2 separate regions of the Homo sapiens genome follow, and region 1 is linked to region 2. A link is a loop called in an ENCODE intact Hi-C map of the cell type or tissue named here. Cell type or tissue: natural killer cell. All regions are shown on one strand.

Region 1 (2,500 bases), 490 kb after region 2:
GGCTGAGAGCTGCGCTTTGGGGACTTCAGCCTTCCTTCCAGTCTGGGCTGAGTGGGGGGTCCAGACTACCTGATGCCCCTTCCCCAATTTGGGGACTTTTTGATAATATAAATATATCTGTATATTTTACCCTATGGTGCTGAGGCCTGTGATTGGCTAAGGGGATTGGGCGTCCTGGGGTAGGAGGGGACAGGAGGTCGGGAAGCCCAGGGGTGAGTGCCTAGTGCCTGAAGCTGAGAACCTAGGCCTTGCTTTCTCCAGGCCCTGAGCTATTCAGACGACCCCCTTCCCCAAGCAGAGCCCTGGCTTGACTCCATGCCTTCCCCATTGTACTATCCTGCAGCCAGGCTGGGAATGCCGGTCCTTTCCTGGCCAGCACTGACCCTGGCTGGACACAAGCCCCTGTCCTGCTGCAGTCCGAGTCTGAGTCCCAGCTGGGGCCTGGGTGTGGTGTGTCAGTGACTCAGGCCTGGCAGCCCTGCAGCAGCCCCCTGCTGGAGACACAAGGTCAGAGCCACAGGAGCCTGAGGAAATTGAGAAGAAGCACCTTTGGGTCACCTGTGGCCCCAGTGCCTACCCCTCCAGAGGTGGGGCCTGCCATGCACCAGGGGGCTGCCCTCACTGGGCACTGCCTGGCCATCTCCACTAAGAAGATGAGGCCCTGGCCTGCAGAGGAAATAATGAGTTGCTCAGAGATGGGTTTGGGACTCCCTGGGGAGGTGCCAGACACCACATTCCCGCCTCTGCCTAGAGCCTCATTACCACCCGCTCTTCGGGGGCTCAGTGGGCGGACAGGCTGACCTCCATCCTTAGCCTCAGCCAGTGGGGCTGGGCAGAGTGGGTGGGGATGGGCCATGTGACCTCCGACTCAGGCATCCAGCTCAGTGGGGAGCCTGGGTCCAGCGGAAGACTTGGGGAGCTGGACTCCAGGTTCCCTCTCGCTGTCTCAGGAAGGGGAGGTATATGGCAGGAGACTGGAACCGGTTCCCTGAGTCCTACTGACCTATTTCACAGGCTGGGGCTAAGCCCCTTGAGTCTCCCACCTCCTGTGGGTCGCTCTGGCCAGATCCACAGGTCGAATGTCTGACCCTTCTGCCTCCAGCCAGGACAGGTTGGACCCCCTTATCCAAGTGCTGAGGGGCTGGAATCCGCTCCTGGATCTGACCTTGCACTGCCCAGCCAGCCCTGAGGCCCACCTGAGTGGGTGAGACTGGAGGCGCCCCCTGCTCTGCTAAGGCCACTGCCCCAGCTCAGCGTGCTGGCTGCAGTCCTGCACTAGGCCACAAGGCGGCAGCCATGGACCACTCATCATTGCTGGAATCAAAGCAGGGTCTGGAGGATGCCTGAGTGGTGGTCCTGGCCCAGACCTTTCTCTGCTGGGGTGTGAAGCGGGACCCAGTTCTGCCTTTGGCCTGCAGGCTGGTGACATTCTGGAAGGCAGCACCATACAGGAATGTGCATTGGAGTCCTGGGCTCTGGGAACCAGGAAGAGGAGGGAACAGCCTTCTACCAAGTACCTGCTGTGAATCGGCCCCTGTGCCCCCTGCACTGTCTGCTCTTGGCAAGGGGGAGCTAGGCCCAGAGAAGGGAGGCAACTTTCCCAAGGTCACACCATGCTCGTGAAGCAGGCCTGAGGTCCATTTCCCCTGCCCTACTTTGGTGGGGTCTCCCTCTTTGACTCCCCTCCTGATTCCAACCCTTTTCTCCTCTTAGAAATGGCCTGAGGCAGGGGGTCTGAACTGTCAGGAGTTAGTGATGGCTTAAAGTGATTTCCCTCTGGTAAGGGGTAGGGGTGACATCCAAACAGGAGCCTCAGGGCCTCAGCCGGAATGAAATATGCCTGTGACAACAGTGTTGGATGGGTTAGGGGCAGGAGGCTCTGCTGGTCCTTGTCGCAAGGATTCCTAAAAATGGGGCCTGTTGGGACCCTGGATGGTTTGCTCATTCACATATTATTTGAAGTTGGGTTGCCATGGATGAGTTGAAGACCCCAGACCTGGACCTGCAGAGGGGCCAGGAGCAGCTCTTGGAAAGGGAGGGGCTTCCTGGACAAGGAAGTGCTCCTGAGCCAGCTTTGAAGACCGGAGGCCTTGCCAGGTGTGGTTGGGGTAGAGGTTGAAATACTGAAATATTGGGGGAGGAGGACAGGGCTTCAAGGACCAACCCAAATCCAGGCCTAGCCCCTGGGGAATACGGGGAGCCCTGGGAAAGAAGGCCGAGGCACGTCAGAGCCTGGATGGTGAGGGCACTGCAGGTGAAGGGGAGGCTGGGGGGCAGAGGGGAGAGGGGCAGGGAGGTGGGGTAGGATGTCTGCCTCTCTCCTGCCTCCTTCCAGCACAACCTTCCTACCCTGCAGAGTTCTGAGGAGTCCTGGGGCTTCTGGAGAAGGAAATCAGTGGGACAGGGAAGGGCAAGAGCTGGGGCTTCTTTCCTGGCCTCATGCTCTGGTGGCCTCCAAGCCACCTGCCCACAGCCCGCTGTCTTGGAAAGCACGCGTGTG
Region 2 (2,500 bases):
AATGTAGAAAGAAGCCTGAAGTTGGGGGGTAGGCAGCCCAGGTGGGGCCAAAATCTGGAGCCCTCAAGCTTCCCCCTAGAAGGAAATATGCCAGGGGGATTGGCAATGGGGAGGAGCCCCTTTACCTGGCCTCAACCCATGCCAGCAAGGTGCAAATAAGTGGCTTTCTATGCATTTTCTCATTTAATCCTCACCACATCCCATGAGTCAGGTACCATTATTATCCCCATCAGTTGAGGAACCTGAGTCTAGAGTTAAATAACTGCTTAAAGATCCTTCTCCAATCTAAGGGCTGGGCCTGGGCTTCTTGGAGGCCAGGGAAGTCATAGGTTTGTGTCCCCTCAGATCAGCCTGTGGGCAGCCCGACCTAGCTCCTGCCCTGGGGGAAGAGGGGAGGCTTTCAGGAATCAGGACCTCCTCTAGGTAACCAGACCCAGAGGGAATGGGGTTGGAGTTTGAGGCAGGGGCTCTGTACCTGCCCAGACATTGAAGGTCAAGAAAGGAGGTAGGTATGGGGCAAGGAAATTCAGACAAGCTGTGTCGGCCACAGGTACCCAGGGTTGTGACTTTTCAGACCTCGTATTCTGGCACTTCTTCTGCTGTCCCCCTCCTCTCCACACCTGTCACCCTCAAGCTTATACACACAAGCTCACTCTTCCATGCCTTCGCATAGTCTGTTCCCTGAGCCTGGAATGCCCACGGCTCACAAGATGAATTACTATCATTCTTCAAGACCCAGTTCCAAGTCCCTGGCTCTGAGCTCCCTTCCCCACCCTACTTTTTTCTATTAGATTACAATTGATTCCTTGAGGGTCCCCAGGCCTGCATAGGACCTGGCCTAGAAGACAGTGAGAGTTACATTGATGGCAATGCCTCTTTTTCTTGACCCTGTGGTACTCAGCGACCCTCCTCGGCCCCGGGCTTTCTGCTGTCACAGCCTCCACATCCTGAGTGGTCACTCTCTGTGGGTCTTCTCCCCTCACATCTGGGGTCACAATTTCTTCTATGTCCCCAGCGCCTAGCATGGGGTGGCTCAGAGGTCCCACAGAGAGCGAAGGTTTGTGGTTGCATCTCTAGCGGGACTCATGTCACACCGACTGGGCACCAGGTGGCACTGTCAGCCCAAGTAAGGGTTGGGGAGCCCCAGGCCCTAAGCCTCTGGCTCTGGTACAGCTTGGCACACACAGATGGGGCGGAGTTGTCAAAGCCCCAAATTCCAGAGCTGCTTCTCCTCACCCCATCCAGTGCGCTTATGCCTGATTTTAAAGCTTAGGATGTCAGGGATGGATTGAGAGTGGGGAGTCTTCAGTCCCCAAATGCAGACAGGAATAGCAACCTTCACGAGGCCACACAGCTGAACCTAGAGAACCCAGATGAGAGGGGTCCAGGTGGGCAAGCGGCCAGCTAAGCACCAGTCATTTCCTCCAGACTCTGCCACAAAGGACTGTGTAATGGGACAGCCCCTTCCCTTCTCCGAGTCTGCATCCTTCTGCCTCATGTTGGTAGCGAGAGCTGAGAAAATGGCCAGAGTGCCGGGTTCTGGTCCTGATTCTGGTTCTCGTGTGCTGCTGTGGCCTGTGCCTACTTCCCTGAGCCTAAGGGATCCTGACTGTTAAATGGGGGCTGGACCCAAGAGCTCTGAGCTGCCAGGACTCCAGGATCCTCACTGGGTAGGAGAGGCCTGTGTGTGGGGCCAGTCAGCATCTTGGCCAAGGACAGGCTGCTCTGGGAGCTGCCAGACGGGAAACATTTTCCGGGAGCCGGAAGGGCTGGCAGAGCCCAGGGCCAGGCTGAGCAACCACAATGGATCCTTGTGTAGAGGTTTAGCTTGGACACACCCACAGGCCCAGCCCCTGGGCTGGGGTGGACCCTGCTTTCTGATCTGCTTCCAGACCCAGCTCCTGAACAACCCAACCTAGGTCTAGAGGCAGGAGCATAGGATGGGCTCATGGTCCAGCTCCAGAGTGATGCTCACAGGCTTGGTGCCAGTGTCTGAATCTCCAGCATCAGCCTTTCTGGAATACTGTTGCCTAAATAACCTTACACAAAACTCAACACCCAGCTCTCCAACCAGAAAGGAGTTCCAAGAGGGCAGGGAGCAAGTCTTCTCCTCAAGCCAACTCAGGGAGCTCGGGACAGACAGTTGGACCAGCCTGGTTTGCTGAAGATCCCTGGCTAGGTGATCCATCTGGGACACCTGGGCTCTAGTCCTGGCAGAGCCTTAGTTTCCTCTTCTGCTCATGGGAGGGAAGGAAGATTGTAATACTTGTTTAAGGGGACACAGACACTGGGGCGGGGGGGCTTCAAAAATATCTACACAACCATCCCCCACACCACCCTGCCTCAGGAAGGACTCCACCCAAACCAATCCAGGTAGACTTGACTCATCCTCCCCTCTTCCTGCTCCTCCTGTAGTCCTGCCTGAGGCTCTGTGCTGCCTCTGAAGCAGCCCTTGGGAAGCCCTTCCAGACACCATGTGGGCTGCACCAGTTTCCCCTTC

Evidence for each region. A loop is a pair of places that touch in the nucleus more often than their neighbours do. Peaks named below come from ENCODE experiments on the same cell type or tissue, not always from the same donor. Only the 100,000 strongest peaks of a DNase experiment are listed, where the experiment ranks them.
Region 1: a loop joins it to region 2, with 4 times the contacts of the local background. A loop is called at or near these places in 10 of 110 quality-filtered maps.

Annotation. Positions count from the first base shown.
Region 1 is chr11:72,682,703-72,685,202 of GRCh38, reverse strand. ARAP1 (ArfGAP with RhoGAP domain, ankyrin repeat and PH domain 1) reads left to right here. Exons shown (of 35, transcript NM_001040118.3): 35 at 1-134. Among named protein-coding and RNA genes, the nearest start is that of PDE2A, 9.5 kb to the right of the region's middle. RefSeq lists an enhancer at 1-469. In natural killer cell, CTCF peaks have their summits at 1,056 and 1,267 (motif pointing right); DNase peaks (open chromatin) are centred at 492 and 1,282.
Region 2 is chr11:73,176,852-73,179,351 of GRCh38, reverse strand. All of the region lies in intron 1 of IUR1 (imatinib upregulated ABL suppressing lncRNA 1), which reads left to right. Among named protein-coding and RNA genes, the nearest start is that of IUR1, 4.8 kb to the left of the region's middle. RefSeq lists an enhancer at 1,252-1,301. In natural killer cell, CTCF peaks have their summits at 898 and 1,101 (motif pointing right); a DNase peak (open chromatin) is centred at 1,111.